Linked DNA regions of Homo sapiens: region 1 is linked to region 2. A link is a loop called in an ENCODE intact Hi-C map of the cell type or tissue named here. Cell type or tissue: natural killer cell. All regions are shown on one strand. Links, peaks and the distances in the headings refer to the core of each region. The heading gives the core; the rest is flanking DNA. Region 1 overlaps C10orf67 (chromosome 10 open reading frame 67). Region 2 has its middle 91 kb from the start of OTUD1.

What was found. Peaks named below come from ENCODE experiments on the same cell type or tissue, not always from the same donor. Only the 100,000 strongest peaks of a DNase experiment are listed, where the experiment ranks them.
Region 1: it touches region 2 in a loop (13-fold over the local background); 106 of 110 quality-filtered maps call a loop at or near these places.

What each region holds. Positions count from the first base shown.
Region 1 is chr10:23,306,830-23,322,436 of GRCh38, reverse strand. C10orf67 (chromosome 10 open reading frame 67) reads left to right here. Exons shown (of 16, transcript NM_001371909.1): 3 at 1-43; 4 at 1,622-1,696. Among named protein-coding and RNA genes, the nearest start is that of C10orf67-AS1, 29 kb to the left of the region's middle. In natural killer cell, for the core only: CTCF peaks have their summits at 7,275 and 7,475 (motif pointing left); a DNase peak (open chromatin) is centred at 7,466.
Region 2 is chr10:23,522,135-23,537,741 of GRCh38, reverse strand. No RefSeq gene overlaps it. Among named protein-coding and RNA genes, the nearest start is that of OTUD1, 91 kb to the right of the region's middle. In natural killer cell, for the core only: no CTCF peak of the experiment used is centred there; a DNase peak (open chromatin) is centred at 7,491.

The DNA of each region.
Region 1 (15,607 bases), core at 3,180-11,179, 220 kb after region 2:
TCTGCATGACAGGATCCTAGAAATTGAAAAGCATTATCAACAGGTAAATGTTCTCTTATTTCTTTTGTTTTATGTGGATTGATACTGTGCTTAGATGTGTATGCAGTGCAGTTTAGAATTTAGTAACTTGTGAGGGCAGTGTAATTTGCATTAGTTGTGTCTCATGTGGTAATTAATACACAGAGCTTCACTATGTGTCAGGGACTTGTGTAAGTACTTAGCATATGAACTGATTTAATTCTCACATTTACCTTATGAAGTAGGCACAATTATTTTCCCTCTTTTACAGATGAGAAAACTGAGGCACAGAAAGGCTAATTAACTTGTTCAAGGTCACCAGTTAAAAAACAGGAGAGGCCAAGCACACATGCCTCTAATCCTACCACTTTGGGAAGCCAGGGTGGGATGCTGGCTTGAAGCTGGGAGTTCAAGACCAGCTTGGGCAACATCGTGAGACCCTGTCTTTACGAAGAATAAAAGCATGAGCCAGATGTGGTGTTGCAGGCCTGTAGTCCTCAGCTACTTAGGAGTCTGAGACAGGGGAATCACTTGAGCCCAGGAGTTCAAGGCTTCAGTGAGCTATGATCACACCACTGCACTCTAGCCTGGGTGACAAGTCGAGACCCCCGTCTCAGAAAACCAAAAAACAAAACAAACGGACATTACTATTATTTCTGTGCCATAAAAACAAGCAAACAAAAACCATCTTTTGCTGACCACACCATGTTAAGTACCATGCTAAGCCCTTAAAATATATTTACTCTTTAAATCTCTCAAAATGTTAAAATGGAAATCCTATTGTCCGTGATTTACAGATCAAGAAACAGCTTGCCAAGGTTAAGTAACTTGCTTAAGGTCAGACAGATAGTTAAAGGGAGCAATGATATTTAAATTCAATACCATCTGACTCTAAAGCCTATTTGAGGCTGGGAGGCGATGGCTCAGGCCTATAATCCCAGCACTTTGAGAGGTTGAAACAGGAGGATAGTCTGAGCCCAGGAGTTCGAGATCAGCCTGGGCAACAAAGCAATACCCCATCTCTACAAAATAAATTAAAAAACAAATTTTTTTTAGAAAAGTATAAAGCCTATTTCTTGTTTATACTCCATGCTGAAATCAGAATTGATATGAGAATCATGGGTATTATTTTTAATGCACTCTCTTCTATTGTTAATCTAAACAGATCTAATCAAATCATTTGATTAATCGGAAAATAACTCTAGTTTGCAGACTAGCTGTATAGATTTCTTTTCATGAGCATATTCCATTCAAAAAGTACAAGGACTAGAAGAAGATAGGCATCACAAATAGACTTTACTACTTTTAAAAGCAATTCTAGGAAGGCACTGAAAGACTTTACTCAAGTGAAAAATGAAATGAAGTGTTCAAATTATCTGTATATATTTTATCTATATGATCTCTCTATTGCTTTTGGTTGAGTATAAGTAAAAATAAAATGTGTCATAACGGCTGCAGGGTGGGAGAAATGATTATGAACTGAAGTTTTCAATAGATTGTGATGATTCAGATGATGTTTTTTTACTATGAGTCCCTCCCTAGTAGGTGTGGGTCATATTTGGAAATACATTATGGTGCTTATTGCATTTATTTTTGTTTGCAGAATGAGGATAAGATGAGAAAATCCTTCAATCAGCAGTTAGCTGATGCCATAGCTGTTATCAAAGGAATGTACCAGGTGAGTTTCTGTTTCTGGTGCCGTAGTTGTGGGCAAGGCTAGCTTCAGCTGCTGTGTGCAAGGAGTGGGGATCACCTTGGCTTCCCAGTCTGTGTTTCCAGCTCTGAAGGCCTGTTTCCTCGATTTTCAGGTCACCTTAGAGGGATCAGGCCTAGGACTGTTTATGCTCACATTATAATGCTTTCCAGAAACTGGAAAATTCTAATCTGGTATTCAGGACACCTGGGCATGTACCAAAGTAATCCAAAGTTTATTTGGTGAGGCCATAGCTGAATAGACTAAGGTCAGATGGTCCTAAGAGAGAGTTCAGAGAATCTGTAGTAAATTCCAGTGAATGGTCTCTGACCCTTGGTGGATTAACTTTTCTAATGACAGGGACATTTCTATCTGCCAGACACATGCTTCATTTTCCTTCACAATGGGAAAATTCCTGCCTTTAGTGGTTTTCTTAGACTCAGCAAAGACTCTGTGCTTTGTTTAGCATTTATAACTATATTCTCACTTCGCATTTCAATATACTTCCATAAATAAATTTTTTGCATACTTCTTTTTGGGCACTGTTTACAAGTTTCTTATCATAGCACTCAACACATCTGTATTTAATTATGTAATTGCTTGTGAAGTATCTCCGTTCCATGCCAGACTGTCAACCTTAAGGATCTCCTGTGTGTTACTCTCTGCTGTGGTTCTGCCTTTAGCGCTGTGACTGGTACGTAATTAACAACCAGCTGCTGATTGCTAAATGCATGAATGGTCACCTGTACCTGTGGCAGACAGTGGTGACGCCTACTCAAATGTCATTCTCTCCACTGCACATTCTCCCCACTGCTTTTTACTGACAGGGGCACTTCCAACTATAGAAGCCAAAGTGCTAGATTCTTCCTCTTCCAGCTCCCTTTTCAGCTATAGCACAGACATAGGCAAAGTCAGGTCCCTAACCAATGAGACCTGAAGGTGAGTTGGCTGTGAGATTTTGGAGGAGGTTGTTCTTTCTCAGTAAAAGGGACTCCTGAAGATATCACTTCACACTGGTCAGAATGGTTATTATTAAAAAGTCAAAAAAATAACAGATGCTGGTGAGGTTGCAGAGAAAAGGGAACACTTGCTTATACACTGCTGATGGGAATGTAAATTAGTTCAGCCACTGTGGAAAGCAGTCTGAAGATTTCTCAAAGAAATTAAAACAGAACTACCGTTTGACCAAGCAATCCCTTTGCTGGTTATATATCCAAAGAAAGATAAATCATTCTACCATAAAGACACCTGCATGTGTGTGTTCATTGCAGCACTGCTCACAATAGCAAAGACATGAAATTAACCTAGATGCCCATCAACGGTGGACTGGATAAAAAAAAATGTGGTACATATACACCATGGAATATTACACAGCCATAAAAAATAATAAAATCACATCCTTTGCAGCAACATGGATGGAGCTGGAGGCCACTATTCTAAACAAATTAATATTGGAACAGAAAACCAAATACTGCATGTTCTTACTTATGAGTGGGAGCTAAACATTGAGAACATATGGACACAAAGAAGGGAACAATAGACACAGGGGCCTACTTGAGGGTGGAGGGTGGGAGGAGGGTGAAGATCAAAAAACTACCTATTGAGTACTATGCTTATTACCTGCATGATGAAATAATCTGTACACCAAACCCTGTGACGTGCAATTTACCCATGTAATAAACCTGTACATGTACCCTCTGAACCTAAAACAAAAATTGGAAAGAAAAAAAAGGGTTCTCATGGAAGACCCTTTCTTTTTCTTTGCTTGACATTTTATGTCTCCTTCTGATGCTTGGATTTGCTGCAGCCACTGTGAAACCAAACATTGAGATACTCTGGATGTGCTGAAGGTAGCAAGGTGGAAAGATAAGAAGCAGAGGGGTCCTTGGTAATGTCATGGAGCCATGAAAGTAACCCTGGACTTGCCCTGCCTCTGGCCTCTTATTCATGAGATAACAACCCCTCAGTGTCTAAGCCACTGTTAGTTGGCTTTTCAGTTACTTGCAGCTGAAAACATCCCAGGACAGATTGCTCTGCTAACGATCTCTGTGACTCTGTGCCAAACTGTGTTTCCAAAGGCATCTGTGACACTGTCTCCCACTTACCTGCTCTTGTGCAATGTTTCTCTCCCATCAAGAGGTGGAATCTGATTCCCCTCCCTTGAATCAGGGCTGCCCTTAGTGACTTGCTGATAAACACAGAATGTGGAGGAAGTGAAGCTGCGTGACTTTTAAGTTAACGTCAAAAGAAGTCTTGCAAGTTCATCCTTATTCACTCTGAATGTTTCCCCTCTACATTGTCCCTCCCTGAATTGAGCTACCATGCTGACAAAAGCCCATGCCATATGGAAGATCTACATGTAGGTACTACTGGGTCTCCAGGCTCATCTGAGCCCAGCCTTTGAGTCACCCCAGCCCAGGAGTCAAAAATATGAGTGGAGAAGCGTCCAGATGACTCCAGCTGCCAGCCATGTAGACTCTTTTTATGTGAGGTCACAGGTCTTACAGAGGAGAGATAGGCCATCCCTGCTGTGCTTCTACTAATTCCCGACTCATTGAATTTGTTTTTTTTTTTTCTTTGTTTTGCTTTTTATTTTTGGGTCTTTTTTTTTTTTTTTTTTTTTTTAGAGACAGGGATCTCACTGTCTCCCAGGCTGGAATGTAGGGTGTGCTCATAGCTCACTGTAGCCTTAAACTTCTGGACTCAAGTGATCCTCTGGCCTCAGCCTCCTGAGTAGCTGGGACTACAGGCATGTACCAGCACACCCAGTTAATTTAAATATATATATATATATGACATGGGATCTTGCTATGTTATCCAGGCTGGTCTTGAACTCCTGTCCTCAAGTAATCCTCCTGCCTTAGCATTCCAGAGTGCTAAGATTACAACCATGAGCCACTGTGCTGGCCTAATTAATATTTAATGGAAGAAGACGGAAGGAAGAAAGAGAAAGAGGGAAGGAGGGAAAATGAGCATTATCTGTAGCAGTTTTATATATATTGATTTTGTAACCAAAAATCTTGCTAAATTCTTGTGTTTATTTTAATAAGTTTTCTATAGACTCTTTGGGGCTTTCTATGTAAACAGTTATGCAACTGAGAATAAATATTTTTTGTCACTTCATTTTTCATCCATAAACCATGTAATCATTTCAGCAGTGGCCTGTCTGGAGCAGCTGCTGCAAAGATGCCGGCTGCAGCAGGGGAGATATGGCCAGGGCTGTACACTCTACTAAGCTGGCAGGAGCCAGGAACAAGCAGGAGTGGTGCTCACCTTCTGAGTTGGTGATGGGGGAGCTCCACGCTCCTAGAGGCAGCTGCAGCTGCCCAGCCATGGCTGCAGACCCAGGCATCCCTGTGCTCTTGGGGGCCTAGGAAGCCCCCCTGCTCCCACAGGCTCGGAAGTGCCTACTCCTGCTGCCTGGCCTCTCCTCACTCCTGGCACCCACTCTGATTTTGAAGCAAAGTTGTGGCCAAGCCCAGGCGCTGTTATGACCCAGCCAGGTGTGTGTGTGCTTGGGATGGTGCTGACACACCAGCCCTCTGCTGCCTTGGCCCCCTCCAGAGTTTGGGTGCCAACAAGCATGGGAGGGAGGCCAAGGGGGCACTGAGGGTGGCACAGCACAGGCCTGCAGGTGTCCCTTGGCATGAACAGCCTGGGCACCATGAACAGCAGCAGGAAGCGACAGGCTCCCGAGTGGAAAGGGATGTGTCGCTGGTGAAGCTCCACCTTCAACCCAGGGGTGGCCTGAAGCCTGGGGGCCAGGCTGCCAGTTCCACAGACTGGAGTGAGAACTTATGGTGCTTTTTTCAGGCCCACCTATGGCTGCCCATTGACCAATCAGCATGAGCTTCCTCCCCTCTGAAGCCCATAAAAACCCTAGACTCAGCCAGACTCTGGCAGAAGTGGGGATGACCTGCCTGCAGAGAGGAGTTATTCGCTGTGGGGTCTTCTCTCAGCTAAGAGCTGAACAGATATCAGGATGACCTGCCTGCAGAAAGGAGCTACCCACTGTGGGTCTTCTCTTAGCTGGGAGCTGAGCAGATGCTGGGATGACCTGCTTGCAGAAAGGAGCTACCCACTTCAGATCTCCTGCAAGCTGTACTGTTGCTCAATAAAGCACCTCTTTGCCTTACTCACCCTCCAGTTGTCTGCATATCTCATTCTTCCTGCGTGTGGGACGAGAACTTGGGACCCACCAAATGGTGGGACTAAAAAAGCTGTAATAAAAACAGGGCTGAAACACACCCCTCGCTCACCACACTGCAGGCAACAAGACGGAGAGAAGAGCTGCAGCCCTTGGGGGCGCCCAGACCTAGGAGCTCCCTGAGCCAGTGTTGTGACACCCTCTTTGGGGCTCTGCAGTTCCTGGTGTCTCCAAGCTTCCAGGTGCCACTGTGTTCCCCTATGCCAGCAGTGGAAGCCACTTGTGGTATACCTGGTCCAGCTGCAGCCTTGCAGGGAGCTGGCACCTTTGTCAGCACCTGGTGCTGCCTGCCCTGCTGCAGCTGGCATGCCTAGCTGTGTGTAGTGGCTGGACCCTGCACTCACTCATGCACCCCTTGTCACTCTGCATCTGGCTTGCCCTTGGCAGGCATGGGATCCAGGCTGGTAGTATGAGCCGAGCACAGCCTGCCCGGCCAAGCGGGTGGAATGAGCACAGCAGGCCTGGGCAAAACTCAGGCAAAAGTGCCACTGACCACAGAGGTTTCTGGCTGGCAAAGCAACACCCCAAGGATCCTGTGACAGCATGGTGGCACATGCTTGTAGTCCTACCTACTGAGGAGGCTGAGGTGGGAGGACTGCTTGAACCCAGGAGTCTGACGTTACAGTGAGCCATGATTGTGCTGCTATACTCCAGCCTGAGTGACGGAGCATGACCCTGTCTCTAAAAGAAAAAAAAAAGATGCATTTAATCTATCTTATCCGGTATTATTCTTGTTTATAATGAGAGAGTAAGTCAGAATTTCGTGGTTTTTAAAAACATGCTTTTGGCCAGGCTCATGCCTATAATCCTAGCACTGTGGGGGGCCGAGGCAGGCAGATCACTTGGGCTCAGGAGTTTGAGACCAGCCTGGGCAACATAGTGAGACCCTGCCTCTACAAAACATACAAAAAGATCAGCTGGGCATGGGGACATGCGCCTAGGGTCCTAGCTACTTGGAAGGCCGAGGTGGGAGTATCACTTGAGCCCAGGAAGTTAAGGCTGCAGTGAGCCATGATCATGCCACTGCACTCCAGCCTGGGTGATAGAGCAAGACCCTGTCTCAAAACAAACAAACAAACAAACAAAAAACAAAAAACACATGCTCTTATAGTTCTTTGTGTCTTCTACAATTTCTGGGACATTGATCTATTTCTAATGTATATCAAATGTTCAAAAATATAGCTGAATAATGAATATTACTCTTTGTCCATATGCTTTATACTTCTAGGAGTAGAAAGCTATGAAATGATTAAATTCTTCGTATTCATCAGTTTTTCATAAATATGTGTTGGTTAAATATGCTTAATTGTGGTTAGTTGACTTAAGAAAAAATTGTTTATATTAAATTAAATTAAAGTCATTATTGGAATCTTTGCTTTGGCTTGTTGGCATCACTTTGATCCATGACCTCAGACAGCCTTCCAGATCCTGGCCGCCCAGTTTGTTAAGGCTTAGTCATAAGGAAGAACAGAGGAAAGTTGAAAATAAAACGAAGTGCTATATACACTTTTTGTAGATTGACAAGTATAAATGACTCTCTGCTGCCCTCTGGAGACCAGTTAAGGTCACAAGTACCTGTACTTTTTTTTTCAGCTATGAACAAGTTTCTAAATTTATTTAACTTTTGCTTCTGGTCAATCGAATACAGCAAAGATAAAGAGTTGTATGTAATTATGTTACATAAAAGGGTAGTATCTGTCTTGCTAGAGTCTCTCTGTTGGCTATGTGAGAGGCTATGTTGGGGAAACCCACGTGGCAAAGAATTGAGTATAGCCTCTGGCTGACAGCAAGAAACTGAAGCCTCTAGTCCTATAGCTGAAAAAAAAGTGGATTTTTCTACAAACTGAGTGAGCTTGGAAGCAGATCCTTTCACAGTTGTGCTTCAGATGAGACCAAAGCCCTGGACACCACCTTAATTGCAGCCTTGGGAGACCCTGAACAGAGGACCTACCTGAATTCCTGACCAACAGAAACTGTGAGATAATAAGTTTGTGTGTGTGTGTGTGTGTGTGTGTGTGTGTGTGTGTGTGTGTGTTTTAACTTAATTTTTTTTCTTTTTCATTAGAGACGAGTCTCACTATGTTGCCCAGGCTGGTCTCAAACTCCTGGCCTCAAGTGATCCTACCACCTCAGCCTCCCAAGGTGCTGGGATTATAGGTGTGAGGCACCGTGCCTGGCCAAACGTGTGTGTTTTAAGCCACTACATTTGGGGTAAAACTTTTATGCAGCACTAGATAACAAATTCATCTTTCATATTTAGTAAGCCATTGAATCCTACCAGTTTTTTGTTGTTGTTTGGTTGTTTGGGTATTCGTTGTTGTTGTTGTTTTTGAAACAGAGTCTTGCTCTGTCTCCCAGGCTGGAGTGCAGTGGCACCGTCTCTGCTCACTGCAACCTCTGCCTCCCGGGCTCAAGCAACCGTCCCATCTCAGCCTCCCAAATCGCTGAGATTATAGGCGTGAGCCACCATGCCTGACCATCCTGCCAGTTTTTTTACCTCCTAAATCCACGTCTTGTTTGCCTCTGAACTAGTTTCGATAGTCAGCGTTGCTCACCTGGCCTGTGGCTGGTGCCTTCTTATCCCTTTTGGTCTTCATTAAGTCCATCGTCTGCCCAGTCATCTGGGTGGTCGTTCAAAACACAAGTCTGACCATATCCTGCCCTGTTTAAATCCTTCAGTGTTTCCTCCATGCCTTTAGGATGAAGTTTAAGTGCCTTAGCATGGCTTAGAAGGTCCTTTTATGTCTTCACTTTTATCTGTTTCCACTTCTTAGCTAAAACTTTACCCTCCCACAATACTGGGCCGTCGCCTGCTTCCCTCAGCTCTCCTCAAGTTATTAACCACCTCCCTGGAATTTTCACATAATGTCCCTTCTTGCTCTTTCTCTGCTGTATAATAGCTACAGTGAATTGTATCACATTTACCCAGTACATATTGATCTGTCCACTAGACTCTTCCTGCAGAGCAGGGACCGAGTCTTACTCATCTTTGTATTCTTCTCCCAGCAGACTGCGTGGCATGTAATAGGTTTTTGACAAATTTTATTGAATAAAGGGTTGAATATGATCAAGAAGAGTGTCAAGATATCTCGACCTACACCATGGTACTGGAAATAGATCATGAATTCCTAGTGGAAATTTCCTAGAATAAAGGCAATCCATAATGTCGAGGTCTTTAACTGTTCTTTCACTCACGTTTTGATTCATTTCATCCACCCATTGTCTGATTTTCCAGCACAGGCCCAGAGCCAGTCCTTGTACTCATTGTGGATAATCCAGTGGTCAAGAGAGATAATAAACTTAGCAATTACAGTCCACATTGGAGGTTTGTACCCAGTGGGTGCATAACTCTCTGTCAATTTGGGTGAATAGTTAAGGAAGACTTTTAGGAAAAGGTGATTCCTATGCTGAGCCCTGAAGGACAATGAATATTTGGGGGAGATGGGGAGAAAACAGGGAAAGAGAAGAGAGGGTGGGGAGGTGATAAAAGAGATTTTGAGGAATTGGTTCATGTAATTATGGGGGCTGGCAAGTTTGAAATTTGCAAGGCAGACCAGCAGGCTGGAGACCCAGGAAAGACTTGATGTTATAGCTTGAGTCCGAACGCAGTCCTCTAGGAGAATTTCTTCTTCCTCAGAGAATCTCAGTCTTTTTCTGAGAAGGCCTTCAACCTATTGGATGAGCTCCATCTACATGATGGAAGTATGAAGGGTAATCTGCCTTACTCAGAGCTACCTATTTAAATATTTATCTCATCTAAAAATACCAGCAACATTTAACGTTTGAAAAAGAGTACCATGGCCTAGCCAAGTTGATGCATAAAATTAATCATCACAGATACATATATGCAACTATATAGATGTATGTGAATGTGTATATATAAGTGTGTAGATACATTTATGTATATCCTAGTTCTGTCTATGGAGAGCGCCTAGAGGCAGTGACACTCCTATAGCAATGAGTACACCTAGAGTTCAGCTTTTAGATTTAAATGATATTCTACACTAAAAGAAACCAGGGCTTTTTGGAGGAGTAGCCAACTCCAGGGCAGGGACAGGGAAAATGGAAGAAGGACCTGCAATATTTGTCGTAACTGAAGCAAGGAAATGCTCAAAAAATTATGAAGGCATGTCAGAACACAGGAGTCAGCTGGTAGGGGCTTCCTTCATTCCACTTGGCCAATCTGGGAAAATCCATGCATCAAAATAAATAATGATAATTATGAATTGTAACCATTTGAGTAAAATAGGAATCCATGAGCTCACTGTTATAAGTAAATAAGTGAATAACTAATGCATTTATTTATTTCAGGAAAAAGTTTGTCTTACGGAAGTACTAAAATATCTCCCTACCAATGCATATTAATACTTTAACTGGGAGTAAATGCATATTAATTAAGGAGTATAACATGTATTAATTAGTAAGTATAATACTTATTAACTTTAGAGTGAAGAAAGTTAATACTGACACCATCTTAACTAAATGATAAAAGTTAATATCTCTATTATAAAAACCTTCATTATCTAAAAAGGTTGATATATCGCCTTTGAAGTAAGCAATTGACTTGCTTCCCATCCAGTATTGTCCTAGTCAATCTAAATGTTCACAGAGTAATTATTCCCTAGTTTAAATGTTGCAAACTAACACCGGGACCTTAATGAGAATGATGGCACCAAAATATAGAAATTTTATTTTAGAAAGTTAATGAGACAATTGAAATTCCAAAAACACTTTCCTTGAACAGCAGGCAGTAACTATTTTGATGTTGTTACTGAACCCAAGCTAGAATTTCTTTTTTTTTTTCTTTGAGATGGAGTTTCGCTCTTGTTGCCCAGGCTGGAGTGCAATGGCATGATCTCAGCTCACAGCAACCTCTGCCTCCCGGGTTCAAGCCATTCTCCTGCCTCAGCCTCCAGAGTAGCTGGGATTACAGGCATGTGACACCACACCTGGCTAATTTTGTATTTTTAGTAGAGACGGGGTTTCTCCATGTTGGTCAGGCTGGTCTCGAACTCCGGACCTCAGGTGATCCACCCACCTCGGCCTCCCAAAGTGCTGGGATTACAGGCATGAGCCACCGTGCCCGGCCCCAAGCTGGAATTTCAAACTCCTGTGTTTGATAAGTGAATTGTGCAGCCTGATTGAACTTTGTCATACTCAGGCCCTCAGGCCTGGATGTCTGTTGCTCCTGTCAACTTGACAGTTGTCAGAAAGAACCTCTCGATGAAGGACAAGTGGTCACATGATTAGGCTGGGATTTAAACTAAAGGGTAATACATTTTTTAGTAAGCCACCCTAAGATGGGATGTTAAAATGGGACTCTTGGGTTTCAGTTTCATCCAAAGCCCCAAAAGTAAATAACAAAATACTGCTCAAAAGTGAGGTGTGGCTGGGTGTGGTGGTTCATGCCTGTAATTCCAGTGCCTTGGGAAGCCAAGACAGGAGGATGGCTTCAGCCCAGAAGTTAGAAGCTGCAGTGAGCAACGATCATGCCACTGTACTCCAGCCTGGGTGACAGAGCAAGACCCTATCTAAAAAGAAAAAAAAAATAGATGCCAGCAGGATGTTCTTTGAAGGACATTCCAGGACTTGGTGGAGCAGCTTAATTGGCCAGTACTAGCCCATCATCCATCTCCAGGAAATATAAGAGAGATCTTGAATTTGGAAATGGACAAAGCTGGTCAAGAGGACCATTTTGGGGAAAGCAGGCAACATGGAGTGCTGACCTGTAAATGGGAGAGAGAAAGAGAGTATTTCTCCTTTGAGCCAAGCAAGAGTGGAGTTTTAGACCTCTTGGAGAGCTTGACAAGCATTCCTGGGTCTGAGGAATGTGAGGACTGGTATGGGACTTGCCAGAAAAATTTCACAGAAGAGCAGGAGGGGTGATGGGGCAGAAGCCTGCTGACAAGGACCATCTGGAGAGGTGACAGGATGCCAGCAGAAGGGCAGGTCCTAGGACAGAAGCCAGTGAGGCACTGCTCTTGTGAAGGGCATTGCAGGATGCCAGGCCAGCATGGACCCTCCTGGGAACCAAAGGCAGCAGGTTACTGTCAATTGACACTTGTTTCTGTTCCCTTAACGTTTCTCCCTCTCCTCTGCACCAGATAGTTGGAGAATCTCAAATTGCAGAAATAAAAGAAAGAGAGGCTCAACCCTTCTCCTCCACTGCAGACTGCCAAATCTAAGGGGGGCCAGAGTGGTGGGAGGACAGAAGCATTAATGGGTGAGAGTTGGCTAGACTAGAATTTTTTGTTTTGGTTTTGGTTTTTGCTTTCTTCCCATTTTCTTTCTTCCTTTTATTTTGTTGTCATTGTCTAAGGTTAAAGTTGTTACTAAGTTAAAAAAATAAAGCCATGGTGTCTTCCTGAAAGTCCTAAAAGGTGAGAACTATGAGACTAGAAACTAGATTTGCAGGGGCAGTGTGGGAAAATCACACTGCTTTCTGCTATCTCCCACAGAGTCCAGCTCATTCCATAAACACTAGTGAAACATCAGAAACATTCCAGGAGATGAAGAAAAATGAATTCATTGTATTTGGACCTTACAACCATTTTTTGAAAAGCCAAAGGTAAATCCCTCCAGGTGGATTTTGGGTTCTTCAAACAATTGCTTCAGCTGAAGTTTGAGGACCGACTGAAAGAGGAATCTTTGAGTCTGCACTAATAAAACAAGGTTAGGAAGCATGTAAAAGTAAAACTTTTTTGTTCTTCCAAAGAATTGTGGCCCTCCCTGTCCTGAAGTCCAGAGTGGCCGAGCCCATCCAGAAGGCAGGCTGGCTCAAGCACCTCTCAGTGTGGTACCTGGGTGAGATTTTAAATGAGTTTCCCAGGGCACTTCCGTGACATGCTCTGATGAAGATGACTTGGCACCAGTCAGAACATCATTCCCTAAACAGCCTGCATCACTTTCTCATAATTTTTAGTGCATTGGTTTCTGCGCTGTCATGCAATCTTTGTTTTGCTGGCTTAAAAACTTCTGTTTTAGATTCAGAGGGTATATGTGCATGCTTGTTACATGGGTATATTGCATAATGGTAAGGATTGGGCTTCTAGTATATCCATCCCCCAATATTGAACATTGTATTCAATAGGTAATATTTCAACCCTAGTCTCCCTGCCACCTTTTTCCCTTTTGGAGTCCCCAGTGTCCATTATTTTCGTCCTTATGTTCATGTGTACCCGTTGTTTAGCTCCCACTTAGAAGTGAGAACATGTGGTATTTAGTTTTCTGTTCCTGCATTAATTTGCTTAGGATAATGCCTCCAGCTCCATTCATGTTACTGCAAAGGACATGATTTCATTCTTTTTAATGGCTGCATAGTATTCCATGATATATATATTAATATATTACATTTTCTTTATACAATCAACCATTGATGGACATTTAGGTTGGTTCCATGACTTTGCCATTGTGAATAGTGCTGCAATAAACATATAAGCGCAGGTATCTTTTTTAAGAGTAAAATAAACCCAACCTATTCAGAACATAAAAATTAGTTAGAAAGTAAGCAAATAATAAAGTGACCCCAAGAAGAGTGTTCACAGGATAGAGAAAGGACATAGGGGTGGAAGGTGGGTGGGTGGGAGACCGGTGCTAAGGTTTCCAGAGCAGGTGGCATCTGGATTTGAATGAAAAATAGCCACAACAGGACTAAATGCTGGGATATAATACTTACTGGGGGCTGTCTTTGTTGTAGGCACTATCCAAAATTGCTTACATGCATTATCTTATTTAATTCTCACAATTCAGGTATTATTATTAATAGTCCCATTTTACAAATGATAACACTGAGACACTCGGGGTTTAAGAAACTTGTTCAAGGTCCCAAGCTGACAGAGCTGGTCTGCAGACTCAGGCTATCCCACTCTAATACCATTCTGCTAGAATGACAAGCAAAAGTTTGTTGGGTCGGCTAAGAGGGAACTCCAAGTACAAAGGCACAGAGACCTGTGGCAACGTGGTGTTTCTGAGAAGTTGGATGCCGAGTGTATCAGTATTGATAAAATGCCCAGTTTGGGTGAAGAAAGAGGAGAGAAGACTGGCATGAGATGCTGGCCAGGTAAGTTGGCAGCAGATCATGAAGGCTGCCGTTTTGTATACCAGGCTAAGGGAGTTGGATGTTAGCCCGTAGGAGGAGATGGGGAGAGCTGTATTTTAGAAAGGTTATTTGGCTACTGGATGAAGATTGGAGGGAAGTGACAAAACAAGAGGCAGGGAGGCTAGTTTTAAGAAGCTTTTACAATATCCAGGTGAACAAGGCAAGTACGAAGATTGTAGTGGAACAGGAAAGAAGGTGACGAGGTTTGGTACAGAATTAGGGGTAGATCGAACAAGTTTGATTAGTTCGTGAAAGAGAAGAAGGGGCTTAAAATGGGTTTCTGGCTTATGCTGCTGTTAATAAGGGGACGCAGAAAGGATGACAGTGAAGGTGTTGAACTCTGTTTGGATCTGTTGGATACGTAATGCCTAGTAACACTTAAGGGCCCTAGTAGAATAAATGTGTGTTGACCTTAGCAGAGTGTTTGAGCTGTAGACATATGTAAGAATAGATGTAAAGACTAGATATACATAATCAATACTCTTGTTTAAAAATCACAAAATTTAAGGCCAGGAGCGGTGGCTCTGTAGTCCCAGGACTTTGGGAGGCTGAGGCAGGCGGATCCCTTGAGCTCAGGAGTTTGAGACCAGCCTGGGCAATGTGGCAAAGCCCTGTCTCTGCAAAAAAATTACACATATTAGCCAGGCATGGTGGTATGTGCCTGAAGTCTCAGCTACTTTGGAGGCAGAGGTGGAGGCAGAGGTGGGAAGATCACTTGAGCCCAGAAAGCGGAGGTTGCAGTGAGCCGATTGCATCACTGCACTCCAGCCTGGGTGAGAGTGAGACCCTGTCTTAAAAAAAAAAAAAAAAAACTAAATAAAAAATCTAAATAAATAAAATCACAAAATTTTAAAAGCTGATATTGGATATTGTCATATGGAGTATTCTTTTTCACTCTTTTTAATTCTACTGTACATTCATTTTTTCATACTGTATAGATTATGCCAGTGCTGTTCATAGCCACCTTCATATATTATTCTTCTTAGTCTGCTGGTATTCATCATATTAGGACAATTTGAGCTTACAAATCTAACTCTTTTGAAATATAACATTAAGTATATTAGCAGATATTACTAGGTTTTGCTATATTTCCTGTATGTTGTATGTACCCAAATATATTAGTAACAAACACACAAAGAATCAAATGGTTTCTTTATAATTTCAAAAAGAGTCCAAACTAAACCACAGGTTTTGCATAACAGTGTTGAAAATAAGATTTTTAAATGCTGGAAGTAAGTAACATTATCCACTTTTAAAGCATTTCATCCTTTTTTTGGTTTTGTAATATAGTTCTTCAGAGTAATGAATGCAGATAGGAAGCATCTAAATGCTTAAAACAAGATGTCAAGGTGTATTACTTCTTTCAACATCTCCATTCCAGTCTATTGAGGCAATTAGTTGCACCATTGATGTTTACTTCCTTTTCTACATATTCAAATTTTTACTGTCTTCCCTTCTAGAGGAATATTAAAGTAGGATATTCACAAATCGTGATGTCAATTTACTATTAGGATTTACTATTATTACCTTTTTCCAGCTTTACTGATGTATAATTGACAAATATAAATTGTATATATTCAAGGTATACAAT
Region 2 (15,607 bases), core at 2,718-10,717:
CCATGTGGAAAACACTGATTATAAGCTCAGGCTTGTGCACTTTGAGTTTAATGGTGACCGTAAAATATTTAAATGGAAATTTCCAGGAAGAATTTGGAAATAAATACTGGCATTCATGTAAGAGGAAATGACAAAGGTATAGATAGATCTAAAAGAGCTTGTATGAAAGGGAGAGATGAAACTTTGAAAACAGATGACCTTTGCAAAGGGGAAAATGTATCAAAAGAACAGCAGAGTTCTAAGAAATAAGCATTGGAGAAACCCACAGTGAGAGGGTGGGAGGAAGACGAGAGGTGAAAAGGAAAAAAGAAGCAAAGGTGCTGGACTTTCCAGTATTACAGGAAATAAAGGAGCAAGAAATAGTAGAAATGACAAATGTCTTTGAACTTCACAGAGAGGTTACTTGGACCTTCAAGAGAAGAAGCTTGAAGAAATGGAGGGAGTGGAAGGGAGAAACAGGTATTTTTAAAAAACTAGAGAAAGCAGGTACAGTCAAGACTAGGTCACTCATGGTTTTTCCCAAGATGGAGTAGACATGGGCAAGAGAAAGGAATCAAAAGAGAAAAACTGAAGATTCTAGAGAAAGAAAAGACAAGTAAGATAGCAAGATGCCTCTGGGAAAACCTAAGAGGCTAGGATTAGAAATCAAATCAGAATTTCTTTAGAAATTAAAAATCAAAATTCCAAGTATTTGCAGGGTTTTCCTACCCTCAATGTGTTCTTTTCATTTATAACAAAGCTAGCTCTTAAGATTTTTAATTATTATGGTCCAGCTGTGAATTTGAGCTAATTTAAAAACAAAACAAAACACAAACATGGCAACCTATACTTGTTCACTTCACAATAACATTGTAGTTAAAAAATGTGGTCTCTAGGGTAAGACTGGTTGAGGTTAAAATCTTAACTTTGTCACTTACTAGCTACATGCTCTTGGGAAAGATTACATTTTTTAATACCTAAATTTCCACATCTCTAAAATGGGGATATTAATAGTACAGACCTCATTGGGCCACCGAGAAATAAATTGCTTAGAACAGGGTCTGGCTTATAGTATGCGCTCAAAAACCTTAGTTTTGATTACTCACACATATCTACCCTATACAATAATTATATCTTAATTCTTTCTCCTCAAGGCAATACTTTGATTTCTTTCAACTCAAAGAGAACATGATTATAGGAAAATCCCTTAGTAAACATGCCCCTTGATAATGTAAATTCAGATATAATGCAATTGGACATTGGCACTGTCTTTTTCTGTGCTCAACCCCATTTTTCAAATGGGGCAGAGCAAGCAAGTTTTCATTTTCTGGAGAGGAGACACATGAGATACAGAAGGGGGCAAGACAGGGTGGAAAGACTGCAAGCAACCCTGTTTTAGGAAATTGGAAAATAAAGGAAGTATGACCACATCCCCAGTCATCTCTCAGCCCAATCGCCCTGCCTTAGGCTGAAAAAATGGGGACCAAGTTACCAAGGGATTCCCAGAATCCCTGCCACTGCCCTGAAAATTCATCCAAGCCCAAGAGCCAGAATGATTCTCATTGATATTTAACCAGATATTAAACACAATGGCCACCAAGGAGTACCAACTTGTATCTGAAAGCATTAAATAGTGTAGTCAGACCCAGAATTCCTGGTCAACCAGACACGAAGGCTCACCTCATTATTTCATTTATCTTGCAATAATATGGACCCCAAATTTACTCTATTAAAATTGTTAGACTCTCATCTATCAAGTTACATTAGAATTTTCCTGTACCTCAGTTGTCTTCAGAAAATTGTTCTTGGTAAATTAACAGCCTCTTAAATTTATTATTTCTGTCTCCCCAAGCTCAACTCTAATTTTCTTGAGAGCAGGGTTCATCTTTAACAACCTGTTTTTGAAAAAATCTCCCACAGTGCCCAGCATAATACAGTAAGAAAATAGATACCATGGCAACACAAGAAGGGGATTCAAGGACTCAGAAAAGACTTAGCTTCACCTACTACTACATAATCTCCATCAGCCCCTCCCCACTCAAACAAATTATGTCCTTAATCCCCTTTTTATAGGAATTCTAGAGCAACTTCTGAGTTGGTGCTAAATAAATATTGCTGAAAATTTCTTATTTGACCAGTATGATAGGTCCTCTATTTTATATCCCTTGGATGTATCTCTAGCTCCCCTCTATGGAGGGTAAATGTTAGGGTATCTCTTGTGGATAATTCAGATGGGTAAGTGTCCCAGAAAGAAAGGGGCAGAGATCTTAAGGATTAATATAGTTGACCTAGAGAGAGTTAAATGCTGGTGGGGCATGGTGGCTCACGCTGTAATTCCAACACTGCAGGAGGCCAAGGTGGTAGGATCATTAAGCCCAGGACTTTGAGACCAGCCTGGGCAACATAGTGAGACCTTGTCTCTATTTTTTAAAAAAATACAAAAAAAAAAAAAAGACTAAATGCTATCTTGTTAGCTATCTGCTAAATGTTACTGAGTAATAGCGTAAATAGATAAAACAGAAAACAAACTGAAAACAGCTTACCCGGCCAACTCCTCTGAGTTGGGAGCATAAAAATCCAAGTCACATCCACTCTTCTGTTTGAGTCCTCATAGGATGCTACACAACTCCTCTCTTTCTTCTGGAAAGGTATTTTCCAGTCTTTTTTGGACAATCAAAGGCTTTTAAAGTTCAGACACCTGCCAATGTTTGTTACAGCTGCTTAACAGCTAACAATGGAGCAGAACCTCTACCTAGGTATTACTCCATCAGAATGCAATGATTGCCTTCCGCCCACCCTAGCATATGTCAGGTTAGGTTACCATACTTCATTTCTTTCACCCACCAATCTCTTCTGCTAGAAGTGGGTGGATAATGGCAGGAGGTTCCTCCTTTGCAGTGTCTTTTATCAATACTAATATAGCACCACTGCTATCTTCATTTTTCTTATTTGTTTCAGAATTGATTCTGCCCAGAGTGTAAACACCAAACAGGGTAATTAGTAAAGAGTTCGTGGTTTTAATCATCTTTGAACTTACCGGTTGAATAAAATACTCTATTTGATTATTCATTGAACATCCAGGTGCTGGTTTTAGCTTCAAGAAGTTTACAACATATTTGGGGAAACTCAGAAGTAAACAGATGATGGCACAGCAAGTCTATAGTAGACGTGTTCACAGAGAAAAAACTTTAAGGCTGTCTAAAGGAGGAAGCACCTGAGCTGAATTGTGAAGCCGTGCAGGCAGAAGCAGTGGGGAGGATGTTCATAGAAGGAGCAGCTAGCACACCGAGGCAGGAAGGAGCACAGCACATTTAAGGATCAACTAGCCTGGCTGGAATGTGGAGTTGAAGGGAAGGACTGGCTAACCACCATGTTGGACAGGATGGAAAGGTCATGCAAAAGAACTCATGGCTCCTTAGCAAATGATCTCATGCAAGATATTCTTTTTCTTTTCTTTTTTTTTTTTTTTTTTTTTGACACAGCATGTCACTCTGTCACCCAGGCTGGAATGCAGTGGTGCAATCATACCTCACTGCAGCCATGACTTCCTGGGTTCAAGTGATCCTCCCACCTCAGCCTCCCAAATCGCTAGGACTACAGGCTTGCACCACCACACCTGGCTAATGTTTTCGCTTTCTTTTTATTTATTTATTTATTTATTTATTTATTTATTTATTTATTTATTTTGAGATGGAATCTCCCTCTGTTGCCCAGGCTGGAGTGCAGTGGTGCAATCTTGGCTCACTGCAAGCTCTGCCTCCCAGGTTCAAGTGATTCTCCTGCCTCAGCCTCCCGAGTAGCTGGGACTACAGGTGCCCGCCACCATGCCCGGCTATTTTTTTATATTTTTAGTAGAGACGGGGTTTCAATGTGTTAGCCAGGATGGTTTCGATCTCCTGACCTCATGATCCGCCCACCTCAGCCTCCCAAAGTTCTGGGATTACAGGCATGAGCCACCACTCCTGGCCCTCATTTTCATTTTTTTAAATAGAGACGGGGGTCTCACTATGTTGCCCAGGCTGGTCTCAAACTCCTGGCCTCAAGCAATTCCCCTGCCTCTGCCTCCCAAAGTTCAGATATTACAGGAATGAGCCATGACACCCAGCCTCATGAATGATTTTTAAACTGACATTATGAGATCTTCAATTTAGAAAGTTAACTCCAGAAAGGAGAATGGTAGTGAGAGGTGAATAACTCAAGGCTGAGAAAAGAAATTAGGAGGCTGTTATAAGAAGACATACAAAAAGTAAGAAGAATCTTGACTAAGAATGTAGTACTGGGGATAGAAAGAGGTGCTTTTCAGAAATAATAGAAATAGCGTTGAAGTATCATAATGACTGAGAAGACATAGGGGACAATAAGTGAGGGCATCACTGATGATTCACAGGTTTCTGGCTTAAGCAATCAGGTAGATAATGATACTACTCCCTGACACAGGGACTATGAAGAACTTAGGAAGAGTTTCATTGTGAGACGCATTGACTTCGAGGTTTCCCTGGGACTTATGAGAAAAAGTGTCCAGTACACAATTATATACACAGGTCTTGAGTTTGAGAAGCAGTTTAGGGCCTGGCACAGTGGCTCATGCCTGTAAATCCCAGTACTTTGGCCGAGGCAAGAGGATCTCTTTTTTTTAAATTATGGTTTTAAATTTTTATGGGTGCATAGTAGGTGTATATTTTCATGGAGTATGTGCGATGTTTTGATGCAGGCATGCAATGTGAAATAAGCATATCATGGAGAATAACCCTATCCATCCCCTCAAGTATTTGCCCTTTGAGTTACAAACAATCCATTTACATTCCTTATTTTTAAATATACAATTAAGTTATTATTGAGGAGGATCATTTGAGCCCAGGAGTTTGAGACCAGCCTGGACAACATAGGGGGACCCTGTATCTACAAAAAAAGAAACAACATTAGCTGGGCATGGTGGTGCACACCTGCGGTCCCAGTGACTTGGGGAACTGAGGTGGGAGGATCATTTGGGTCTCAGAGGTCAAGGGTGAAGTGAGCTGAGAGCTCATCACTGAACTCCAGCCTAGGTGATAGAGAAAGACTCTGTCTCAAAAAAGAAAAAAGAAAGAAAGAAAGAGTTTAGTACTAGAGATGGAAATTTGGGAGCCATTAGCACCTTGGTGGAAGCTAAAGCCATGATAGTTAATAAGCTCATTCAAAGAGCCTGTGGCTAATGAGATGAAGATGGGAAACCAAGGCCACCTGAACAGGAGCTAGACCCTAGCATTGGCTGATATCTGTGACTCTGCATTAAAAATGCACCCAGAAGAAAGAAAAGCCCTGCTCCCTCATATTCCCTAAGTAAGTTTACTTACGGTTCTGCAGTCTTTGTGGGTTTTTGAAGTTCGTTTTGGAATTTTGTGTTTAGTCTTCATTTCATGAAGACTCTACTTTTGAAATTTCAAATTGGCCTAATAAACTATGAGTGAGATGGGGACAGGATGGGGATGAGCAGGTCACCTGATACCAAACACGGCTGGGGACCGAAGGTTTTGGAAAATCCTCATTTACTAAATGGGGCAGTTTTACTGAGATAGAGCCATGGGCATAAGAGATGCGATATTGCTACAGCTAGCATCAGCCCCAACCCAGAAGCTATTATTAGGCATCTTGGTACTTCCTACTTGCAAAAGTTAGTCATCATGATATATTAGTAAAAATTTTAATATGGAGAAAAGAAATGAAGGAAACTTGCATGGTTTGGAATGAGCATTTTAAGGTAAATGAAAAGTTCATATCCTCTTGCGTCTCTGTGTCTTATGAATATTAAATCAGTCACTTACCCTGTTTTGATTATTATCAGGTCTTCCTCCTGATCATCATCTTCCTGATTCTTGGGACTCTGGAACCTGCTGTTTTCCCTTACCTTCCAGAATGTTCTGTTCACTGATAACCCTTGAACAAGTTACTTGACTATGCAGGCAGTATCTGCTCTGTACTAATCAGGACTCTTTGGGATGTAAGTGACAGAAACCCAACTCCAACTAGCTGAGGCAAAAGGGGAAATGTACTGGTTCCAAAAAGCGTGGCTCAGGCATGTTCCCTGCTCTATGTCTCTGCCTGTTTCTGCTGTCAGCTGCCATCTCATCTTCTGGACTGATTTTCTCCACAAAGCAGGAAGCAGCACCACAATTCACATCTCCTGAGTTTGACACCAGAGAATATCTCAGACTTCTCACTAGAGCTGAGTTCAAAACGACTCAGGTAATTCTCTGATTGGCCCAGCCTAGGAAACACGTCTACCCCACAACCACACATTCTATCCAGAAAAATGGTATTTCTAAAAAAAGGTGGAGGGAGGGGAGCAAAATAACAGACACCATTCTGTTGTAGCAGAATTCTCCCTCCATTATCTTGTTCCCCCACAGATCTTCCTGGGTGCCTTATGTATCAGGGAAGCTCTTCCTCTTTTAGAGTCTATTCCCTTTTTACCCTGCTCAATTACTCCTTAAAGGTTTTGTCTGCTCTCAGGCTGGCACGCTTCAATCCTCTCGACTTTAGATCAACTTTAGATGTCATTGCTTCCAGGAACCACATGTGAAGACTTGTCTTCAGATTACCCAGTGAAACCACAGAAGAAATGGAGAGGTCAGAGTTCCAACAAGCAGGATCATCAAGAAGAGAGGATATTTTCTCTGCTGGGTTCATAAGATAGTTTTGCAATCCTACCAAGTAGGGAGGCTGGTGAATTCAAAGAAGACAAATCTATCTATCTTTGTGCTAATTCCGATTTTGAAAAAAACCTATTTAGAGACACATGGCAATTTAAGAAAGCAGGAAACCAAAGAACCTGGCATTCTTGGAACAATAAATAAAAAGCTCCTTAAAAGTTAACAAGGCAAAGATGAATGTGGATTCTAACACGTGAAGTTAGCAGTATTTCATGATTTGGCTCTGCCGGAAGTTATTATACCAGAATAGAGCCAAAATGGAAACTTGCTTTGATCTACAGTTCCCAGTAAAAGAAATCTAAAATTAGACACAGTGTGATCAGTTACAGAGTATTTCTAATGGATCACTGAGCAGATTAGTGATTCAGTTTTGTTCCTTGAATATAAGAAGACAGACTAATGATTGGCTAAAAGACAGACTTAAGAGAATATGACTACACTGAAGACCACTTATCAAAGGTTACATTGGAATACAATTAAGTTGGAAAGTGTATTATTCATTTTAGTCCACTAAATATTTGATTGCTTTTTCTTTCTTATACATATTGCAAATATCCCCTTCAATTATAATTTTTTATAATTTTAATTTTCTTGGCTATGTGGCCTCTATTAGAAGAAACAAAATAAGCAAAGAACTGTTTTTATAATTTATTTTCTAATAGTCAATCTTCTACCAATAAGTAATAATTCAAAAGCTGAATGTATAATATATAATGGTTATGATTCGCTTTACTTAGTTTATTCCTTTTAAATTGGAAACTGTTAAACTTTTACATTTTTTTTCAGAATAAGAAATCATATCTCATGTATATTACCACTAGGTGGCTCAAATGGCTAAAACACCAGTTCATTATACAAGCAGATCAAAACCTTAAATATTTAAAGATTTATCTCTTTCTACAGTTCTATATACTTTAATTTTCTACAAACTTTCACATTATTTATAGATTATCGCTATAATACTACCCATGGTAAACAATTACTTTAATGTAGATCATCAACACATATGCTATTTTTATGAATGAGAGGATTAACAGACACAATGAATGAGTTATGTTACATTTCATCATAAACACGCAATAATAAATTAAAATTTTATCAGCTGACTGAGAACAAAGTATTCAACGGGGTCTAAAGAACCAGAGTACTGGGTTATATTTCATTTTAATGTATCCAGGCATTTCTAGAGATTACCAGCTTTATTTTCTGGCAGTTGTGGTTATTTATGTCTCTTCTCTACGGCAATGTCGCCATGTGGCTCTATGATAGACAGTGTCTTGCAGCCAGAGCTCAATCTCTCTGTAGACTAGAGACTTTGAAAATCAAAGCAGTCTTCCTTAGAGTAAGTTTTGAAATGCAGGACTCTCCAGATACCGTGTCCATCACATTAGCTGGCTGGAGGCCCTTGCCTCTGCCTGATACAAAGAAAACAAAAGCAGAAAATGATTGTTTTCTTCCCAATTTAAAAAGCATCTTATAATTCTGTTTGACTATTCAAGATAGAGCATCAAGGGGGAGAAAGGAGGAGAGATCCTTTCAAGCTGGAAAGGAACGTATTAAGCCTGTAGATTCTGTCAAAAAAAAAAAGGAAAACATAATGGCGTCCTTGGACTAAGAGAGCCTTGTATGTTTTCTAATCAAGAATAATCAATACACATTCCCCTTATTCTGAAGGTATTTTTGTTGTTGTTCTCTATACTTTCTTAGTACTGTACCAACAGAAGCTCTGCCCTTCTAGTTTAAAGGTGAGAACCAATGAAATAAAATCTTAAAGAAAATCTCTTTCGAAGTGATAATTTTTTTTTAAGAGACAAGATCCCACTCTGTCACCCAGGCTGGAGTGCAGTGGCGCCATCACAGCTCACCGCGGCCTGGAACTCCTAGGCTCAAGCCATCCTCCTGCCTCAGCCTCCCAAAGCTCTGGGATTACAGATGTAAGCCACCATGGCTGGCCCTCAAGGTAATGATTTTATCTTTGATTATTTGTCTTTTTAATCCCAAACAACTGAATTTTTCACCATAAAAGTTATTTAATTGGCTCTACCCTGGGGGAGAATAAAGATATATAGAAAAAGCTTAAGGGAGGATTTTTCCAACTCTTGTAACAGACGAGTAGCATTCTCCCCCTAATTTTTATCCTCTGTAGAGGTATTTTAAAAATCTTTTCCTTGGTCATTTATTATTTGTTATTTGGAAGTACATTTAGGAATCTTGAGTTTGGCTTAAAAGAAAAGTATTGATTCTCCCTCAGGGAGCTATAATTCAGTTTCAGCTGCAGTAACAGCAGGTCCTGATATTTTTATATTCATATTCAAGCATCTGACATTTGGGTTTTATTTGAATATAGAGCTGTAAATATAACATGAACCAGTTATCACATAGCTTTTTAATACCGAGATCTAATTAGTTCTTTCCAAGCGTGATGACTATACTCTGTCAAAGTTCTAACCAGTTAGCTTTTGAGAAAGAAATATTATCTTCCCTTACTGTGGCCATGAATAGTTTCCACTGGGTGAGAAAAAAAAACCTCAAATGATAAAAGAGAATTAATAGCTCACATGACTGAATGCTAGAAGTAAGGTTAGTTTCAGGATTGGTTCAGTTCAATTGCTCAACAGTGTCATCCAAGACCAAGTTTAGTTCAACATCTGTCTGCCTTTGGCAATGTCATCTTCAATCCCAGCAGTCCTATTTGGGCTGTCCACAACTACCTGGGCCCTGCCTCCATTTATATCTAAGGATAGAGAAAGAAGCTGCTTTCCCAGTTTTCCAAAACAGAGGACACTTCTTTACCAGAAATTACTCAGCAAACATGGTCTCAGGCTCGCTACCCACCCCTGATGCAATAACTCTGATCAGGGAATAGTTGTCCCTCATTGGTATAGGCTCCACCTAGGTACATGCCCCATCTCAGAAGCCAGGAACAGAATCAGCTCCCCGCAGCAAATGGGCTGTATAAAGGAGGTGTGGATACCTGTGTACGAGGGAGCACTGCTCCTATAGGAGGGAAAAGGAGGAGATATCAGTTAGGGGGTGGGGGTGGCTACTAATACATACATCGCCTGACTATGGATGGGAAACTCTAGAATCAAACTGCCTGATTTTGAACCCAAGTTCTACCACTTATTAGCTCTATTACCAGGTGCAAGGTACTTGACCTGTCTCATCAAGTAACAAGTGGGCCAATGATTTGCTTAATTGCTTATATCATAGGTTTTTTTTTTCTAAAATACAAGGTATTTAGTCAAGCATTTATTACACTCTTTCTTTGTGTGAGGCATGTGAAAAGAATTGGAGAGAACACAAAAGTGAACAAAATGATGTTCTACTTTGAAAGAGCAAGCAATTCAGGAGAGGAAATTAGAGCCCAGACATCATGGTAATAGACAGATGGGATAAGTTACATAAAAAGATATGTTTCCTAAAATGACATTTTTCCTAATTAAATATTCTTTAATAGCAAGCACATCATGTAGTATTTTTCACATCCAAATGAAGTTGACACAATTTTCTGGATATTCATTAATGATAAATGACATTGATAATTTTTTTTTTGAGACGGAGTCTTGCTCTGTCACCCAGGCTGGAGTGCAGTGGCGCGATCTCAGCTCACTGCAACCTCCACATCCCGGGTTCAAGCAATTCTCCTACCTCAGCCTCCCAAAGAGCTGAGATTACAGGCACATGCCACCACATCCAGCTAATTTTTGTATTTTTAGTAGAGACGGAGTTTCACCACGTTGGCCAGGCTGGTCTCGAACTCCTGACTTCGTGATCCACCTGCCTAGGCCTTCCAAAGTCCTGGGATTACAGGCGTAAGCCACCGTGCCCAGCTGACATCAAAAACTAATAATCAGAACAATCAAACTACCAAAAAATAAATAATGGTAACCAACCAAATTTCAACTATAAAGTGTGTAAAATATAATGTTATCCTGCTACACATCTATTAGAATGGCCAAATTCCAGATGTAGATCAATAGGAACCTTCAGTCATTGGTGGTGAAATGCAAAATGGTACAGCCACTTGGGAGGCAGTTTGGCAGTTTCTTATAAAACTAAACATACTCTTACCATGCAATCTCACTCTTTGAAATTTACTCAAAGGAGCTGAAAATTTATGTCCCCACAAAAACCTACACATGGATTTTTGTTTGTTTTTGAGACAGGGTTTCACTCTGTCACTCTGTCACCCAGGCTGGAGTGCAGTGGTGCCACCATGGCTCACTGCAGTCTCAACCTCCCTGGCTCAAGTGATTCTCCCACCTCAGCCTCCTGAGTAGCTGGAACTACAGGCACGCACCACTAGCCAAGTGGCCTAGGCTAGTATCAAACTTCTGGACTCAAGTGATCCACTCGTGCTGGCTTCCCAAAGTGCTGGGATTACAGGCATAAGCCACCGCACCTGGCCCACGTGGATGTTTATAGCAGCTTTATTCATAATTGCTAAAAAACTTGGAAGCAACCAAGAGATCCTTCAGTAGGTGAATGAATAAATGAACTGTGATACATTTAGACACTGGAATATTATTCAGTGCTAAAAAAAAATGAGCTGTCAAGCCATGAAAATACATGGAGAAAACTTAAATGCACAGTACTAAGTGAAAGAAGCCAATCTGAAAAGCCTAAAAAGCTAAAAATGTTTAGTTTTATAAGAGCATGTTTAGTTTAATATACATACTGTATGATTCCACTATATAACATTCTGGAAAACGCAAAACTGTGGATACAGTAAAAAAAACAGTGATGCCAGAGGTTGGGGGTGGGGGATGATTAGGCGGAGCACAGAAAATTTTTAGGGCAGTGAAATTACTCTGTATGATAGTACAATGGTGGATACACATCACCATGCATTTGTCTAAATCCATAGAAGGTATAACAAGAGTGAACCCTAATGTAAACTATGGACTTTAGATGATAATGACATGTCACTGTAGGTTCATCAAGCAACAAAAATGCCACTCCGATGGGAGGTGTTGATAGTGGGGTAGCCATGCACGTGATGGGTGCTGTGAACCTCAAACTACTGTTAAAAAAAAATCTCTAAAATGTGTTTGTGTGTTTGTGTGTGTGTGTGTGTGTGTGTGTGTGATGCTATCAACTCTGTAATATTTGAAATATTTGAAATAAAATAGAGAAGCAGAGGTGAGCGCTATCCAAAAATCATTGCAATCTTCCTTGGAAGTCTTTTGTGCTTAACGGTGTAGGGTGTAAGGATGTGATATTCTATGACCTGTTACCAGATCACAAAATGAACCTCACCGTGAAAACCTAGGAAGTTGTCTTTTCCCAGTCCACACCTGGGTTAGCTCTTTCCTGGGTAAAAATAGAAAGCTTTCCCTTGTTCTAAATAGAGTTTATTCTCTTGGAGCAAAGGTAGTTAAAATTCTGCTTTTCCAAGACCTTTAATGAGTAAACAGTATGTCAGCGAAGTACAATAATTCAGTAACTACCACCCTTAGAGGGCACTATGGTGCCTTCTGTGCCACCCAAGTCAACTCTCTAATGACAGCCCTGCGGAACTGGCTTGCTGGGCCTATTTCTTTCCAAGTCTTAGTCCCCAGAATTTTGAACACCCTGCTTTTTACATGGTTTTCCTTAGTGTTAAAAGAACATAATCACAGCAAGATAACAATTCTACAAAACTAAAAGAACCTAACCAAACTAACACCAGATAGAAGGTACACAGAGTCTTTGCTTAAAAAAAAGAAAAAAGAAAAGAAAAGAAAAGAAAATGACCATTACTCTATGTATTTATAGCCACTGGTAACGTCTTCATATTCCTTTTGAAATGCACTGGTGATTTCCAAACACCCTACCCCAAAGTATGGCACCTTGACATACTGAATATTTCAAGCTGAAGGAATGTGTGAAAACAGCAGAAACAGGAAGGTCTCTCTGGCCTTCATTTGTCCTCTCCTGAAGCAGGGCATAAGAATCTCATGTGAAAGCTACCCACCCTATACCCAGAAAGAAAAAATCTCTGAAGACACAGGGACATGGAAGAATTTGAACAAATAGGTTTGCTAAGTTTCCCCAAGTTTATTACCATTAGATCATACCCTTTTTTCCCACTCATATTTCTCCACAACTGTCCACTCTTGATCAAACCAGCTATAAAAAACCACTCAAGTTTGGCTGCATGTAGTGGCTCATGCCTATAATCTCGGCTGTTTGGGAGGCCAAGGAAGGAGGATCACTTGAGGCCAGGAGTCCAAGACTAGCCTGGGCAATGCTGCAAGGCTCCATCTCAAATAAAAATTTTAAAATATTTTTTAAAAACATTTGAGTTTAACTGTGTCTTTGAATCTTCATTTCCCTATGAAGGCTCCTGTGTCACATAAAACTTACATTAAATACATTTGTATGTGTTTTATTTTGTTAATCTGTCTTTTGTTACAGGGGCCTCAGCCAGGAACCTAGGATGGGTGAGGAAAAGATAGTTTCCTCTCCTACAGCATAAATAAAATTCCCAGGTTGGGAGGGAGAAGAAATGCTATTGAGCACCTACAGTCTTTAGAATGGAATTGTAGCAATGGAGCTAACAGACTTTTCTGCCAGGTTGTGTGATCCTGGGGGACAGAGCCCTGTCTGTTCCTGTTCATGTCTGATATGGTATGGGTCTATGTCTGCACCCAAATCTCATGTCAAATCGTAATCCCCAGTGTTGGAGGTAGGGCTTGGTGGGAGGTGATTGGATCACTGGGGTGGATCCTTCATGAATAGTTTAGCACCGTCTGGTTGGTGCTGTTCTTGTGAGAGAGTTCTCATGAGATGTGGTTGTTTAAAGTGTGTAAAACCTCGCTGCCCCCGCACCCCACCCCTGCTCTTGCCCCTGCTCCTGCTCCTGCTCCTACCGTGTGAGAGGTCTCGCTCCCCCTTTGCCATCCACCATGATTGTAAGTTTCCTGAGGTTCCCCCAAGGAGCCGAGCAGATGCCAGGATCATGCTTCCTGTATAGCCTGAAACACTGTGAGCCAATTAAACTTCTTTTCTTTGTAAATTACCCAGTCTCAGGTATTTCCTTATAGCAATGCGAGAACGGCCTAATACCATGCACTTGCTTCAGTGTGCTGCAGGTTATTACCCACATAAATCTATGCTGAGTCGATTTCACTTTTTTCAGAATGTTTGTAAACTAACACACATTTGATGTAAATAAGAAAACAATGATGTCAAAAATAAAAACTGTAAGACAGAGGTGGTGACTGAGAAAGATGATAACTAAAATGTTATCTCAAGAGGAGAAGGGAGTGGCTGGCCAGGGCTTCCTTAGAGTGAGGACAACAACTTGCACTGGAACCCATTTTCATCCCTAAAAGAAAAATCCACAGTACTGCAGGAATGACAGAGCTGGAAAAGGCTTTTCAGATCCTCTTGAGTCAACCCTCTTATTTTACAGTTGAGAAGTTCATAGCTGAAAGTAACGTGCCTATGTTCTCTCAGCCAATGAGAGATGAAAGCAAGACAATGAATTATTTTATCCTCACCTCACCAATGGTCTCAACTGCTCCACGTGGTGGTGGCCACTTCTCTGGTCCTGGCATCCAGAATAGACCTGGCTTGACAGGAGAGAGGGTTTCTTGAAAAACCAAGCCCCACCTCAGAGTTCATGTCAAAACCACTTGATTACTTCCAGGGTAAAGGTTGCTGGGTCTCTGTCCAGCATCAGTGAGAAATAAGGAGCTGGTGGTGTTACTGCCATTTGCATTTTGCCCAGACGCATGGATATGGGAGACTTCCATACCAGTCCAAAGCCCCTGCCAAGGACAGGCCACGAGGGGGCCCAGTTCCTCAAAATGCTTCCTTTAGGTCTTTCAAGGATTCTTGGCCCCAGAGTTTCCAAAAGACCTAGATGACCGGAAACACTTTGGTGATGTGATGCAAGTCAAATCAGGAGTTAGCACAAGGAGAGATATTCCATGCAAAAGTATAATTCTAGAATCCCGGAGTGAGGTAGGCCTGGCTATCAGCAGAAATCAGTAATCCTATCACACTGCCTAGTCAGGTGGCTTTTTCATGCTACTTCAAATGTGCATGTCAAACACCTACAAACACTTCAGTTGTACAGTAACTACAACCCACAAGATGGTGACTATTTAATAGATGCTAAAGCAAATAAATAAGTGCCTACTGATTCCATTCATGTATTCAATCACCTATTCAACCCTGCATTAATTAGATATTTATCAGCCGGGCACAGTGGCTTATGCCTGTAATCCCAGTGCTTTCGGAGGCTGAGGCAGAAGGATCACTTGAGGCCAGGAGTTCAAGATGAGCCTGGGCAACATAGACTTCATCTCTACAGAAAAAAAATTAAAAATTAACTTGGCATGGTGGTGCGCACCTGCAGTCTTATCTACTCAGGAAGCTGAAGCAGAAGGATTGCTTGAGCTCAGGAGTGCAAGGCTGCAGTGAGCTATGCTTGCACCACTGCATTCCAGCCTGGGTGACATAGCAAGACCCTATCACTTAAAAAAGATATTTATTAAGTGACTCATATTAGAAGCACTGGGCTCGAAGATGGGTGCATAAATGAATAAAAAACCATCCTTTCCTCATGGAGTTCCAGTTCCTGGCAGGGTAATAGAGAAGAAAAACAAATTACTATGACGCAATGAGGAAAGTGGGGAAGCATGACTGCAAGATCAAGGGAGAACAGAGGAGCGAGGGAATCCTCTCTGATATGTGTGGGTGTTCATTCAATTAGAGTTCTCATGCCAAAGACTCACTAGTGGCTCATTTCATAAACTTACAGCCACACAATTTTCTCTCTTCAATGGCAAAACCTCCTAGAGCACTAACTCCAAATTTCCCTGGTTGGTACTTAGTACACTTGTAGAATTAAATCTTGCCTCCCCCTCCCTCATCGTCCTCCCCTTTAACCTATCAAGGCCCCTAGTTTGTCTTGTTAGCTATAAGAAAATGCCCTTGCAAAT